2 separate regions of the Mus musculus genome follow, and region 2 is linked to region 1. A link is a loop called in an ENCODE intact Hi-C map of the cell type or tissue named here. Cell type or tissue: gastrocnemius. All regions are shown on one strand.

Evidence for each region. Peaks named below come from ENCODE experiments on the same cell type or tissue, not always from the same donor. Only the 100,000 strongest peaks of a DNase experiment are listed, where the experiment ranks them.
Region 2: a loop joins it to region 1, with 2.4 times the contacts of the local background. A loop is called at or near these places in 7 of 42 quality-filtered maps.

Annotation. Positions count from the first base shown.
Region 1 is chr19:4,977,230-4,985,229 of GRCm38, forward strand. Npas4 (neuronal PAS domain protein 4) reads right to left here. Exons shown (of 8, transcript NM_153553.5): 8 at 7,125-7,867. The coding sequence ends at 7,839. Among named protein-coding and RNA genes, the nearest start is that of Npas4, 8.7 kb to the right of the region's middle. In gastrocnemius, a CTCF peak has its summit at 4,727 (motif pointing right); a DNase peak (open chromatin) is centred at 4,753.
Region 2 is chr19:4,751,645-4,759,644 of GRCm38, forward strand. It overlaps Sptbn2 (spectrin beta, non-erythrocytic 2), which reads left to right. Exons shown (of 37, transcript NM_021287.2): 37 at 1-2,334. The coding sequence ends at 84. All of the region lies in intron 2 of Gm21992 (predicted gene 21992), which reads right to left. Rbm4b (RNA binding motif protein 4B) reads left to right here and starts at 4,881. Exons shown (of 4, transcript NM_025717.3): 1 at 4,881-5,017; 2 at 5,602-6,025. The coding sequence starts at 5,614. In gastrocnemius, a CTCF peak has its summit at 4,083 (motif pointing right); DNase peaks (open chromatin) are centred at 4,110, 4,815 and 5,475; H3K4me3 peaks cover 2,010 bases; H3K27ac peaks cover 2,175 bases.

The DNA.
Region 1 (8,000 bases):
GCCCAGGATCATATGTCAGTCCTTTGAAAAACAGGAGTTATTTAGGATTAGACTGTTCTGTCTCAGCAGAACTAAGCTGTCCTAACTCATAAATTGTGTCCTTTCAAGAACAGTACAGGTCTGCAGGAGAGACCTAGGCAGTTTCTGCCCAGTGGTGATCTAGCCACAAATGTACAGCCTCACCAGAAGGTAAGATGCTCAGTTGCTTCTTTGAATCCACTATGGGAAGCTGTTAGGAGCAGATTTGTCTCAACAACAAGTGAATAAATAACATTAAATGTCACTGTAAGACTCTGGTGAGCCTTAGCTTACTGGGACCCCCTGAGTGAACCATGTGGAACCAGAATCGATGCAAAAAGCAAGAGGAAGCTGGGCAGTGGTGGCACACGCCTTTAATCCCAGCACTTGGGAGACAGAGGCAGGCGGATTTCTGAGTTCGAGGCCAGCCTGGTCTACAGAGTGAGTTCCAGGACAGCCAGGGCTACGCAGAGAAACCCTGTCTCAAAAAACAAAACAAAACGAAACAAAACAAAACAAACAAACAAAAAGCAAGAGGAATTTATTGTTACAGTGCACTGGGGTCATCCCAGACCCAAAAGAGAGGCGGTGACCCCTGGTGGTCTGTTCAGCGAGTTTTTATTTGGTTTCCAGGGGCGGAATAGAGCATTAGCAACTAGGCACAATAACCCTGTAAGAAGGCCACAGCAACTACTGTATTAGTCTCTGATGTCTGTGTCCTGACTGGATCCGGCTGAAAGTCCAGGACATCAGGAGTTCAAGCAGGTCAGTTCAGCGTGGCTGACACGAGGAGACTCACCAAGTCTCCTCAAATCCCAAAGCAAATTTTAATATCATCAAGATAACTTTTTTTGTTTGATTCTTTGGAATCTAATTCTCTGGGGGTCTCTCTCTATCAAATCTGAGCCTTATTACTCTGAACTGTGCATAGACACTAATCACCTCTTCTAAAAACGCAAAGACAAAACCTTCCTTCTAAACCAGCATATCCTTGAGCCAGTAACCAGAAAAACCTTTATAGTGACTCTCTTCCAGAGGAATAATATAACCACAAAACTCAACATCACACTCATTTTGAAAGTTAAAACAATTCAAAACAAATAAAGTAAAGTAAAATACTGTATGTGCCCATTCTTAGGCCTTTTCTATCTTGCCAATCAGGATAAAAACCCAAGATTCCGGGATCCATCCCATAATCAGCCTCCAAACGCTGACACCATTGCATACACTAGCAAGATTTTGCTGAAAGGACCCAGATATGGCTGTCTCTTGTGAGACTATGTCGGGGCCTAGCAAACACAGAAGTGGATGCTCACAGTCAGCTATTGGATGGGTCACAGGGCCCCCAATGGAGGAGCTAGAGAAAGTATCCAAGGAGCTGAAGGGATCTGCAACCCTATAGGTGGAACAACATTATGAACTAACCAGTACCCCGGAGCTCTTGACTCTAGCTGCATATGTATCAAAAGGTGGCCTAGTCAGCCATCACTGGAAAGAGAGGCCCATTGGACACGCAAACTTTATATGCCCCAGTACAGGGGAACGCCAGGGCCAAAAAGTGGGAGTGGGTGGTTGGGGGGTTGGGAGGAGGGTATGGGGGACTTTTGGGATAGCATTGGAAATGTAAATGAGGAAAATACCTAATTAAAAAAAAGATTCCCATGGAGCCCACATAGACAGGATTTGAGCATCCTGTGAGGTGTGTTAGAGCAAACTATCTTCATACCATCTTCCTGTTCAGCTCTCTGCCTAGAGCAGCCATCTTGTTACACTGTCTATCTGCTCAGCACTGGGGCCACAGACATTAATTTTATTTAATTTTTTTTTCAAGATAGGGTTTCTCTGTGTAGCCCTGGCTGTGCTGGAACTCACTCTGTAGACCAGGCTGGCCTCGAACTCAGAAATCCGCCTGCCTCTGCCTCCCAAGTGCTGGGATTAAAGGCGTGTGCCACCACTGCCTGGGTGACATTAATTTTATTAATACCTGTTATAATATCCATCTTTTGAGCTCTCTACAGGGAGCCACAGACATAGTTAATTGATACCTGTTTGTAGCAGACGATAATCACTGTCTTTTCTACCTGGAGTCAGGGACTGATTTTTTTCCTATCCTAATTCTGAACAGTGGGCGAAAATCCCCATGTGATTCAGGCAAAACCCAGATATAAATCTTTCCTAAAAGCAAATAATACCAATTTTATAAATTCACAGTTCAATCCATCTCTGCCCTAAGAAGTAGGCAACTTCATCCTTCTTCTCCTGACTCAGAACAGCCTGCAGCCCCCACAGCAGGGGACCTCAGAGTTACAGTCTTTGTTTCAATTCCACGCTTGGGTCCACATGACTTGTGTCAGCACTACCCAGCTACTCATTTTAAATAACAAACAAACAAACAAACAAATAAAACTCTAACTCTCAGGCTAATGATCATACGTTTTGTTTTGTTTTGTTTGTTTTGTTTTGTTTTGTCTTTCGAGACAGGGTTTCTCTGTGTAGCCCTGGCTGTCCTGGAACTCACTTTGTAGACCAGGCTGGCCTCGAACTCAGAAATCTGCCTGCCTCTGCCTCCCGAGTGCTGGGATTAAAGGCGAGCACCACCACGCCCGGCATAATCTTACATTTCTAGTGGATTCTTCCCCAACATGCTGGTTCACCACCTGTTGTGGGAAATATTAAAAAGAACAGCAAGTTCCCTCATTATGCCAAGGTACCGGCAGGCCACATGGCTCCAGCCTGGTGTTCTCATCTCAGCAAACTCTCTGACCTGGAGCTCCAAAATCCCTCCACCCGGCTCAATGAGTTCCCACTGCCGTGCTAGCCCCATCGTTCAAACCCCCACTGCCTTTGTGGTGCGCATCTGGCAAACCCAGGCTTTGCCGCTGTACCTTTCTCTCTTGAACCCAGTCGAGCCACCGCGTGAAGAAAAACAGCACACAAACTTAGTTCAGAAACAATGGTAACTCAGTCTCTGGGTGCAACAACTAGAATGCTAATCTTGTAAGTTATGTTAAATCTAAATCTAAATCCTTCAGTGGCAAATTCTGGCAGATTCACCATCTAAACCAGAAGACTCTAGTAGCTACATCTTATCCTGTCACTATCCCCATCCAATATGCTCCTAACTCTCTCTTCCTTCCTCCCTTCCTGTGTAGGACATTTTCTTAATCAGTGATTGATGGAGGAGGGCCACGCTCATGGTAGGCTGTTGGTGCTGAGATCTAGCAGGCTGTAAAGCCATGTGGAGCAAGCCATAAGCAGCAACCCTTCATGACCTCTTCATTGGCTCCTGCCTCCAGGTTCCTGCCTTGCTTGCGTTCCTGTTCTGGATTCCTTCAATGATGGACTGTGATGTGGAAGTGCCAGGCAAACAAACCCTTTCGTCCGCAGTTTGTTTTTGATCATTGTTTTTCCTCATAGCAATAGGAACCCTCACTAGGACACCAGCACTTTGGTTTTTGGTTTGGGTTTTTTGTTGCTGTTGTTTGCAGACTTTTCTTTCTATGGAGCCCAGGCTGTCCAGGAGCTCAAGATTTTCCACCCTCGGCCTTTTGAGGCTGCAATTGCAGGTGTGCACTACCACGCTCAGCCAGAATGCAACCTACATCTTTTATTGTGGTCTAGAAGTACTGGGCGACCTTCTCTCCAGCCCCTCTCCTGCTTGTCTCAGCCCACTTCCTGTGTACTTCTTAAGCAGCTCAGACACTCTCCCGTTTTAATGTCATTACAGATGCTTCCTTTAGGTTGGACTCTTCTTTGTTGTCACCTGTTGCTAACAAGCTCAGTGTCACCTTCTCAGAAAGTGGCACTATAAATCAGTCCCCGGTTACTCTGTCACGATACCCTAGCTCTTGCCTTCAGCACTCAGGCTCTGTCTTACCTCTTGTGATGTTCCCAGTTAGAGCACAGCTGTCTGGCCCCACCCATCTTGTTTGTTCAGTTTTCCCAGAACTCAGGCAAGTGTCATGGATGATCTATTACAGGAAAAATGTACAACAGCAGAACCATCCTTAGGTTCGGTCTTTCTTTTGGATTTGTATGTGTGTGGGCATGAGCATCATGGTGTGCGCGAAGGCCAGGGGGTGACTTACTGGAATCCCGTTTCTTTCCACCATACAGAACCTAGGGATTGGACTTGCGTCTCCAAGCTCGGCAGCTAGCGCCTTTACCCACTAAGCTATCCCCTTGGTCTCCTGGGTTCAGTCTGTCTGGTCCCCAGACTCGAGCCTTCCATAGTGGTTTGGATGATAATGGTCCCCATATCTGAATGCTTAGTCTCCATTTGGTGGACTGTTTAGGAAGGATCAGGAGGTGTTTGTTGTTGGAGGGGGTGTGGGCTTTGAGGGTTCTCTCTGCCTCTATCTTGGGGATCAGATGCAAGCTCTCAGGTACTTCTCCAGTGCCGTGTCTACCTGCATACTCCCATGCTCCCTGCTCTGCTGGTCATGGAGCAACCCTTTTAAACTCTAAGCAAGTCCCCAACTAAATGCTTTATTTTATGTTACCTTGGTCATGGTGTCTTCTCACAGCAGTACTACAATGATTAAGACACCTTCTCTCATGCACTCTGCTTCCAGAACATCACTCACTCTCAGATCCTGAAGTCCTTTTCTCTCCCAGGGACTCAGTTTATCTCTCCATTCTAAGGTGAAGATATTCTGAGCTGCAAGGGCCTCAGCAGCCAGCAAGGAAGCAGCTTCTTTTCCTTCCAGCAGGTGGCAGTATTGCCTCTTCTACTTTATTTTCCTCACACAGGACCAGTTGGTCTGGTTCTTCTGTAATCCTAGCACCTGGGAGGCTGAGGCAGGGGGATTTGCAAAAGTCTGTGGCCACCTTGGACTACATAGTGAACTCCAGATTGACCTGAGCTGAAGAAAAACAAAACTAAAAACAAAAACAAACAAAAAAAATCACTTATCACCACCACAACAACAAAAATAAGCCCAAAACAAGAGGACATGATGCAAAGACAGTGCATATCTGTAATTATATTTTTTTAAAAACTAAAAACTTTAATCCCAGCACTCAGGAGGCAGAAGCAAGCAGATCTCTGTAAGTTTAAGGCCAGCTTAGTCTACAGAGCTAGTTCTAAGACAGCTAAGGCTACACAAAGAAATCTTGTCTCAAAAATGAAAAAAATATTTCAACATTAATTAATTTTTAAAAACCACCCAAGACAATTCAGTGCTTAGGAGGCAGAGGCAGGTTTACAACAAACAAGTAACAACAACAACAAAAAAAAAATCAAAAGCAAAATAAACAAAAAAACTACAACAAACAAAGACAAAGAAAGCATACACTATTGCCAGCCACCACCAAACATCAAGGAAGCCTTTCCTTTATTCTCACAGAAATTTCATTTCCTAAATCCACCCCATTTAAAAATTTTTATTATTTTCTATTAGTAGTATATATGGTGTGTGTGAGTGTGTGTTATGTGTGTGTGGCATATGTATGTACTGTATATACTGTATGTGTGGTAAGTGTGTGTGGTATATGTATGTAGTGTGTGTAGTGTGTGTGTGTAGAGTGTTTGTGTGTGGTATATGTGTGTGGTGTGTGTATGTATGTGTAGCATGTGTACTGTGTGTAGTGTATGTGGTATGTGTGTATAGTATGTGTGTGTGTGGTATATTGTGTATAGTATGTGTATGGTATGTGTATGTAGTGTGTGTAGTGTGTGTGTGTGCACATGTGAGTGTAACATGTCCTGGAGTGCAGTTACACGTCAGAGGACAACTGTCAGTTATCTCTTCCCATCAAGGATCAAATCAGAGCATCATGCTTGGCCCAGCACCTTTATCCATCTCCCCATCTCCGTGTCCCTGTGCTGAGGAGGGAACTGAGCTAAGACAGGTTCCTCTTGGGAGTGACAGGGAAGTTCTTGGCTCCACCCAAATACCCATCAAAGAAGGGAAAGGTCCCTGTGGATCCTTCCTTTCTGTGAAGGAAGGATCCAAAGGGCCTGTCTCCACAGTGAAGGAAGGACCCTCCAAAGGGCCTGTCTGTCTCCACAGTGAAGGAAGGACCCTCCAAAGGGCCTGTCTGTCTCCACAGTGAAGGAAGGACCCTCCAAAGGGCCTGTCTGTCTCCACAGCTGGGCTTCAGGATGAGTGGAGGCTACAGGGTTTTCAAGGCTGTGCCCCTGTGCTTCTGTGGAAAGACTGGAGCCTGGAGTTGTTGTCCTCTCCTTGAGGACAAGGCTTTCTCTAAGTCTGCGGGTCACCACTGAAATGGAGGTCGCACCGACCAAGCCTTCACTGCACTTCGTGAGCTGGAAGAGACTTGTCCTGTTCTGACACTGCCTCTTGATTGCTGCCCTCCTTTGACCTGTGAGGAAGTGGGGGCTTTAGGTGCACTCCAAATACAAAAGGTGGGATCGTGATTGGATCTGTCAGGTCCTTCTACCACCTAACTTTCATTTGTCCTCCACTAACCACACCCTGTGGGGTTGAGCCTACGAGTTTAGAGTCAAACACCATTTTCTGAAATTTCCTCCCCAGTGACTGGTCCTCAGCTCTGTGGTGAGATGGTCTATGATGGTTATTCGCTGGCATTGAGATCTGGGAGCTCCCCAGATTTGGGGAGGGGTTGATGTGTTTCTCACCTGTAACTGGAGGAACACCCGTTATCGGGTTGCTTTCCCAATGAAGTGGAAATTTATTGCAGTGGATTGGGTATTTGCTAACTGAACAGCCCTACGCAAGCGTAACAGGTTTCAGCTTCTGATTTTTAAAATCTAAGCCTCCATGAGGAAATCAATATCCTGAAAGACCAGGCAGGAAATGACCAGAAACTTTAAACCCATATCCAAGACCAGTGACAAACTTGCTCAGCCCCAGGCTCTTTCCTCCCCATCACACCATAAACCCAGGGCAGAGAGAAGACTCCAGTGTCTTTGGTGCAATGTCTGCTTCTGACAAGTACTTAGTCTTCTAGCACAGTGTGGACCAAGCAGAGTCAAATGGAGATATGAACAAACTCACTTAGAGATACCAGGGCTGAGAGGAGGTCTAACCTGTGACTCCTGCCCCAGCCTCCTATCTGGGCTCCTCAATCTCTCCCTTCCCCTCCCTTCCCTTTTCACAATAGCGCATGACACCAGAGATACCAAAAAGGCAAACTGGACTTTATTATAAAGTTGGCTACAAAGTCACCGCAGCACCACGAGGTGGCCACCTGGGCAAGCCTAGGCGGTCTGGCGGCCGGGTGAGTCCCGCACCAGGTACACGCACTCGTGCAAGCACACGTGTGACGGCAGATCTGCCTTCCTCCATCGGAAAGGAATGTAGCGTCTCTTCGCGCCCCCCACCCCAGGCGCGGGGCGCAAAAGTCACAGGAAGAGCCGCCAGGGCGGCAGAGTCCGTCGGAATTGAAATCCCGTTACTGGTTTGTAGAGAATTCTACGTGGGTGTCAAGAGCCCCTCGGGGCACAGGCTAGCCCCAGGTGGGCCATGCCTTTCCCCCACCAAAGCCCAGGGGTGGCTTTGCCCCTAGGAGTGGAGAACTGGCCCAGGCCCATGGGGCAGCGCGGTGAGGAAGTGAGACTCCCCCATTCTCCGCTTGAAATCCATTCAAGGAAACTCACTACGAGTGAATACAGATTGAAATGGAAACTGGGATCGCTCGAAGTCTCTTGATTTTAAAAAGTTGCTCCCCTCCCTTACCCTCCCACCTCCCCCCTAAATCCTTCAGGGCCTGGAGAATCAGATATATCCCCCTCTGGCCCCCAGAATCCCCCCAACAGTCCCGGGGGGGTGGAGAGCGGCTCCACGTCTTGATGACAATATGCCATACTTGAAGACGTTAAGTCACAGACTTATTCAAAACGTTGGTTCCCCTCCACTTCCATCTGTGGGGAAAGAGAGAGAGAGAGAAGAGAGAAAGTGCGTATGTTAGTCAAGCTTATTCAGTAAAAGCGTCATTGGGCTCAGGCAGTGGTACAATATTGCTATAGTCTATGGACGTCAAATGTGTTAGCCAAA
Region 2 (8,000 bases), 230 kb before region 1:
GAGGGTTCCATCGTGCTTCGAAGCAAGGATGGCAGAGAAAGAGAGCGAGAAAAACGATTCAGCTTCTTTAAGAAGAACAAGTAGTCGGGGCAAGACTCCCAGGCCAGCTCCCTCCCTCTGTTCAGAAAACTGCCAGGGACTGTCGACAGAGACCACCCTCTTGGCAGGACAACTGCCTGCTGCTAGGGTCTGCTGCTAAGGTCAACCCATCACCAGGAACTGTCACTGGGGACAAAAGAGTGTTCCCACAACCTTCTCTTCTGCTATTTAATTCAACTGGTGGTGGGACCCAGGCTACCCCTAATACCACCCATTCCTACCTTGTCACCTCTTCCCAAGCCTTATACCTCCACCCATCCCCCCACCATGGTGCAGATAGTGCCACCCTCAACGTGGGCTATGTGGGAACCATTGTCCCTGCCTCAGGGTCATTGTGCCACCACAGCTAGGGTGTGCCATCCACCATTCAGTTCTTTGCCTCTGGGATCAGCCAGGACCCTCAGAGCTGAAGCAGGCAGGACCTGAGGGCAGGAGCGCCAGATGATGAAGTCGGAGGCGCTGAAGCCTTCCCTGCCTATCCTGCCTCACCCTCTGACTCAAGGGGCTGCTTGTTTCCAGCCACTCTAGGTGGCTCCCAAGTGTGAGTTGTTCAGGAGTAGCCACATCCTTGAGCCTATCCAAGGAGGTGATTAAACAGCTCGACTTCTCTCACTGCCTCTGGGTGTTGTTGCTTTCCTGACCGTAGCCTCTCCTGGTCTCCTGCATGTCAGATAGCCACTGTACGCCCAGCTTCTGAGCCCCCACAAACTGTGTGATCCTGAGAGCCTCCCTGCCCAGTCTCCCCATGATAGTGATCTGTTTCACTGGGCTGACCTATGCTAAGCCTCTGTTTAAACCAAAGACATCCACTGTGGGTTGGGCTGATGATAATTAACAGTATTCATGATCAAAGGAAGCAAGTCACTCTCCCTGGTGCACACTTTTTTGTTAAATTTCTTGCCGTGCATGCAAGGCAAGCACTCTAAACTACAACTCCTCGCTAATTTTCCTCACTCCCAAGTGTCTCAACTGTTTTCAATAAGGAGTAGTGAGGGTTATTACCACAACCTAGTCTTAACTGCTGCTCAGCCATCAGTGGAAAGGTGAGCACCTTTCTGTCTTTCCCATAAAATCAAGGGAGCTCCCACAGAATCAGAAGAGTGGCAGGTCCTACCTCCTGAATTCTAGGTCACCCTAGAAAGCCATAAGGATATCCTGAGTATGTAAATAAACACACAATGTATTCTAGAGATGGAGAGAGTATTTGTTCTTAAACTTTGCAATGTATAAACAGAAGGTATTAAAAATTGCAAGTCTTGAGTCTGTTTGACTCAGGAAAACTACTGTCTTCAGCATAACTGGCCAGGGACCCCAAGCAGCCCTGACTACCATCAGTCAAAACAAAGACAAGCAGAGCCAGGTGTATGTAGACTAGGAACTATTATGACACAGCCCCAAGCTGGGCTCCACACATCAGATCTGGCACAGCACATTATTCACAGGGTAAGTATTCTCTCTCTCAGGGACGGCCTTTCTCTTAGGTGGTTTCAGTCGCCCCACAACAGTGTAACAGCAACACCCCATTCTCAGGCAAAACAAACGTCAGCACACATTTTCCTCATAACTCTCCTTCAGCTGTTACACATGGAGCGTTATTGTGGAGAGCTCAGATCATGGGGCTTGGGGGAAAAAGCAGTAATTGGAAAAGTTTGAAAGCAGATGTACTATGTGTGAGAGGAATTAATGGAGAAATGGCCTTGCAATTGAGTGCTAGGCAGAGCAGTAACTGAATGAAAAGGAAGGACAGGAATTAGGTGAAAGTCTACACGTGTGGCAGCTAAAGCCACTTGAGAATAGGGTTCCACATAGGACAGATAAGAGGGTAAACAGAGGGCTAGGGAGCAAGTCTTCAGGAAAGACATCTTGGAGTATCGGTGGGAGAGAGGAGAAGGATGATAGATAGAACGGGGCCCTGAAAGCTATGGGGACAAAAATAACACCAGTGTTGGCCCTGCAGACCGGTGGGAAGCAGGGATCAGCAGCAATGAATGGGCTCATACTTTGCACTTTTACCGACCACCACTGACGAGGGTGGGTTTTGCTTGTGTTGACCCACATGGAAGCTAATGGCCACAGTGGACTACTGAGTATGCAACGTGTGGCAAGTGTAAACTGCGATGTGCTGAAGGTATGAAATAACAGATATTCAGGACTTCAAGGGGAATTCAATTATCTCAATTTTTATATTGGTCTCATGTTAGAATGTCAAAAATATTAAAATAGATTTCAAGGTTTTATAGTTTGATGTTTCCTGGAAATTTGTATTTATTCACTGTGCTAGGTATGAAACCGAGAGCTTTGTGGTTGTTAGATTAATGCTTTACTATTGAGCTGAACCCACAGACCATTTTCACAGTTTATCACGAATTACTTATATGACTCATTGTATCTCTATTGTATGGCACTGTTCAAACTGGACCACAGATCTAAGAGTGAAAGGTAATAGGAATGGAAGAGAATAGACTATCTACATGAGCTGTGGTAGGAGAGGGTATCTTAAAGAGAACATAAAAGAGAAAGCTTTAGGAAACAATAATTTGGTTACATTAAAAATATTTCCCTCAAAAAACAAAGCTATTAGTGTAATGACAAGATATCTGAACCAAGTAGAAATAGCTACAATATGAGGAAAACTCGACAGCTCAACCCAAAGGCTGAGACCTAAAATCCAGACAGAAGACGGAAAGCAGGAAATGTACATTCGCACAAATGATAAGAACAAGGTATTTTGAAATTCATTAGAAACAAGACAAAAACAAACTACGTCGAGTTGTGAATAAAACTTTACACCTTTTCAACTGACAAAAATTAGAAAAGTTACTACCAGACCTTGGTAATGACAGGAAAAACAGAACAGACAAACATAGTGCCTCTGTGTTCCAAGTGGAGGATATTCTAGCAGGGCTTTTTTCTTTTTTTCTTTTTTTCTGGGAACTTGGTACTACTTACACATGTTAGGGTTTGGTTTGGTTTGGTTGTCTTGGGGTATGGGGTTTTGTTTTGTCTGTTTGTTTGAGACATTGCTTCTCTCTGTAGCCCTTAGTGTTCTGGAAGTTGCTCTTAGACCAGGCTGGCCTCCAACTCACAGAGCCGCCTGAATGTGCTCATCACCACCCAACTCACATAATAAAAAACGATAAAACTGGAGGCTAGAAATGATATCACACACCTGTAATTAACCAGCACTTGGGAGGCTGAGGTAGGAGTGTGAGTTCAAGGCTAGTCTGGATTACACAGCCAGTTCTTGGACAGCCTTGACTACACAGAAAAGCCATGTCTAAAAGAGGCAGGGAGGGAGAAAGGGGGTGAAATGAAATTGTATAGAAAAATGGGAACTGGGCTGGTGAGATGGCTCAGTGGGTAAGAGCACCGGACTGCTCTTCCGAAGGTCAGGAGTTCAAATCTCAGCAACCACATGGTGGCTCATAACCATCCATAGCGAGATCTGACTCTCTCTTCTGAAGTGTCTGAGGACAGCTACAGTGTACTTACATATAATAAATAAATAAATAAATCTTAAAAAAGAAAAAAATGGGAACTGTTAGTAGAGCATTAGTTGTGGAGCCCCCACAAATTTGGGAAGAGATCCCAAAATACAATGTACAAGGTTAGGTGATAGCAGATCCCGAGGAGGTTCCAGGACAGCCAAGACTGCCAGAAAACCCCATCTCGAAAAACAAACCAAAAAAAATTAATTTTAAAAATGTGTAATTACAATTAGACAATGCCTTCTGAAATGAGTGGGAAACATGGATTTGGTAAAGAAATGTTTCCAAGTAGCTTGGGTGCAGGAAGTCAACTCGGGGAACTGATCTCTATACTATTGGAGGAGCTGGTGTTGGAACTACCACAATGGGGAATTGTTTTGACAACAATGGGGATGGTCTAACAACCATCCCGGTGCCTCTTCTAGGAGATGAATTCAATCCCTCAATGTCTGTAAGCCCGCTGCTTTGTGATAGTGATCCACCAAGCTGGTACCCTGCTTGCCACCAGGAGGTGCCCTTGGACCGCAACAGAGAGTCTGGAGCCTGACAATTGCCTGTGCCTCAGGCAGCTTGGGACGGATGCGGAACCCTTGTCACTCATTCCCCAAACCTGGATTCTCCCTGGACCTCTGGACAACGTATTCCTTGGTAATGCTCACCACATTTCAGGAACCAGGATAGACAGATACTACGAGGGAAAGCCAGCCCACGTATATTCATGAATAAACATGACAAAGTATAGTTTGGATAGAGAAATGCCTCCCTCAGACCTAACCTAGTTCTAACCCAGATTATCTTTCTACTCCACTCTCAGTCTCAGCTTCTTCACCAATGAACAACACTATTGCAGTGAAAATTAAATTGTTTTACGGGAATTCTTACCCCTTCCTACCCAAACAAGGGAGAGATTAGGTTAAGATGTGGTAGTGCCTGGGTTTCTGAAGTATCGCTCTCAGCAGCCAGAGGTTGAGAAAACCCCCTTCTAGCGGGCCCAGTGACACAACCCTTTGTCATCAGCCCCCTCGACAGTGCGCCCAATACCACGATCCATTGTGATGCTTAGAGACTCCCCCGGGCCTTACGGTTTTGCCAAGGCAATGGTTGCTTCCTGAGCCCCCTTGACGCGCAAGCCGCGACCCACTCCCAAGGCGGTGATTGGCTAGCCCGGGCTGGGGGCGGGCTGACCTTCGCTCCGCAGTGCCGTCACCACATGACCCCGCCCCCGCACGGGGGGCGGACAGTTGTGTGCGGCCGCAGGATTGGTCGCCCCGCTCCTGCGAGGGGGAGGGGAGGCAGGCAGCGCGCACTCGCGCGTGCGTGAGCTGGCGCGCGAGAAAGCGCCCGGTCGCGCCGAGGCTCGAGCGGCCGTCGCCATTTTGTAGGGTTCTCTCTGACGCGGGACCCGCCGCCACCGCCGGCACCACCCGGAGGTAGGAGAGGATGCTGTGGGTGTGTGGGAAGCCCTGGAGCGGACTGGGCCGGACCTCGGAGGGCCGGGAAGGCTCGGGTTTGGGGCCACTCATCTTCTGAGGAAGGTCCCGGGAAGACAAGGAAAGGAGGCGGGGCCGGGTCTCCGGAGGGGGCGGGGCAGGGGTCGGGCCGAGTCTTTGTTGGGATGTTGCAGCGGAGGTTGGGCCGCTGAGGATAGGGGTCCAGTGTTGGGTGAAAGAGGGCTTTCGTTCTTGGAGTATGGTGGGAGGGGATACCGCGCTGTGGAGAGGTACACAGATTTCCCTCCAAAAACCCGTAACTAGGGACATTCAGATACTTCATGCCTTCCACTTGTCTTTCATCCCTGTGCTAAACCGTGAAGGAGCTAACCTTGTAGAGTCAATGTGCCTGACCTCACGGATATATATCTTAGACCTTGTTGTGCATTCTGACCCCCGACCTTCTGTTGGCATTGTCACACAGCAGTTCCTCTCTCAAAAAGAACTGTGAGGGTCGGGGTGTGCTGTAGTGTCAGTTTCTCACTTCACACCTGACTTTTAAAATCTTGTTTCTTCTCTGCCAGGCTCTTGTCAGGATGGTGAAGCTGTTCATTGGAAATCTGCCCCGGGAGGCCACAGAGCAGGAGATCCGCTCACTCTTCGAGCAGTACGGGAAGGTGCTGGAATGTGACATCATTAAGAATTATGGCTTTGTGCACATAGAGGACAAGACGGCCGCTGAGGATGCCATACGCAACCTGCACCACTACAAGCTGCACGGAGTGAACATCAATGTGGAAGCCAGCAAGAATAAGAGCAAAGCTTCAACCAAGTTACACGTGGGCAACATCAGCCCCACTTGTACCAACCAAGAGCTTCGGGCCAAGTTTGAGGAGTACGGCCCAGTCATCGAATGTGACATCGTGAAAGATTATGCCTTTGTACACATGGAGCGGGCAGAGGATGCGGTGGAGGCCATCAGGGGCCTCGACAACACAGAGTTTCAAGGTGAACTGTTCTGGGGATTGGGTGGCAGACCTTCGTGGAGTCTCTAGCTCAAGGCAGAGGGAAGAACACAAGACCACAGGGCTTCAAGAGTGGCTTCTGCCATTCTTTTAAATGCAAAGAACAGGTTATGTTTACTACTCTTAGCATAATTCACTCTGGGGAAGTAAGCCTTCCCCATTGTATTCGCCAAGCTCCTTCTCCACAACTGCATGGGCTCCTGCCTGCCTGCCTTTGGTCTTCATTCACTTGAGTACTGTCACAAGTCTTAAGTTGCCTAGGCAGAGAAGTAGTTAGGTAGTGTGAGAAGGGCTAGAGGTTAGGACTTTGTTGCTGGTTTGTGGTGGACCCAGAAGCCTTTGAGAGTTTTTACCCTCTGCTGCTTTCGAGGATGGCTGGTGGTAGTAAAGAGGAAAAAGGGAATCTAGAAGAAGCGCAGTATGAGAATCTGTGGTGAGTCTGGTTGGGTAGATGGGTATCTTTGAGGTGTTCAAATTTGTTCAGTCTGTGGGCTACTACAGGCAAAGCCAGGAAACAGGTCATAGGTTCTTCTGCTCCATCTATTACTTTAACAGGCTAGGAAAACAGCTTTTTTTCTTTAGAAATTGGATAGGAATGATGGTCTTGCTTCTAGGGAAATTTCATCAAGGACATTATAGAGCTTATTATATTGCTTATATTGATCATAAGTATTATCACCAGTACCATAGGATCTTGTCTGAAAATACTTGCAATCGTGTTACTATAGTAACCACTAGTTACAAGTGGCTACTAAATTTAAATTAATTCAAGTAAATTTTCAAATTAGATTTTTCCAGTGTGGGCAAGAATGAGAGAATGGCTACTGTATTAGGAAACAGATCAGACCCACATTGCAGGAAGTTCATTGGTTAGTAGTTATCCAAGTCTTTTATTGACACGGTCATGTTGGACCACAAATTCAAGTCTACTTTTCTAGTTCCTAAGTCAACATCTTTTTGTGGCCTAAAAGTTAAATATACAAAGGTCCTCTTATTAGAAAACAATGAATTGGTGGAGAAAAGGTAAACTTAAATCAGAAAAGTGTAAATATGCAAATAGTGATGCTTACTGGAGGCTCACTATTATGTATTCTAGCTTCACCACTAATACCCTGGCCTTTAGTTATTGAAAGCCTAAACGTTGTAGCTGATTCCTGTCCTTAACCTCAAGTTGACAAGTGTATTCCCTATGCTTTCCCCATTATAAAACAACTCTGTGTGCCTCTGTGAAAGGATGGCAGGGAGGTAATATGTGCATTTTGACAATAAAAGCAATATTAATTAAAGTTGAATGCTATTTGCAACCACGATTGCTTCTACTCTGGTTAGGAAAGTACTTAAAATCTGACAGTTAAACTTTAAACATTCCTAATTCTCACTTGATGTGGAAAGAGGTCATAAATGCGCAGGGGAGCATAAGGAAGGAGTTCCTGCCCCAGCCCTTTGGTTCTGGGGTCATCCAAGGGCCCCACAAATACTGCTCTACCATGAGTCTGTATGTCCCCATCCCTGAAGAAGGTAACAAAATGGGAAAAAAAAAAAAAAAAAAAAAAAAAACCTAAATTTGCAACTGAAATTCTCAGTGTATAGTATACGCCCTTTTACATTTAACTCAGGAAATGAGTTAAAAGGATGAGAAGGATGAGTACATGGGACCTTTTTTTTTCTTTGGTGCTGACTATTGGACCCAGGATCTTGAGCATGCTCTGTACACATTTCCACTGAGTTATGCTGCTTATCCCTTGTATTTGCTTAATAACAGATATAATTACAAAGAAACAGGGAACTGAATAATGCAATGGATGTATTTTTATTTTATATATATATATATAAAAATATAAATAAATCACTTCCATAGAAAGTACAGACAATAAACTGAGTTGAAAAAGAATCATTTATTAGTATCACATTCTTTTTCTGGCTCTTCTGAAGAGTGATTGGCTCTTGCTTACATATGC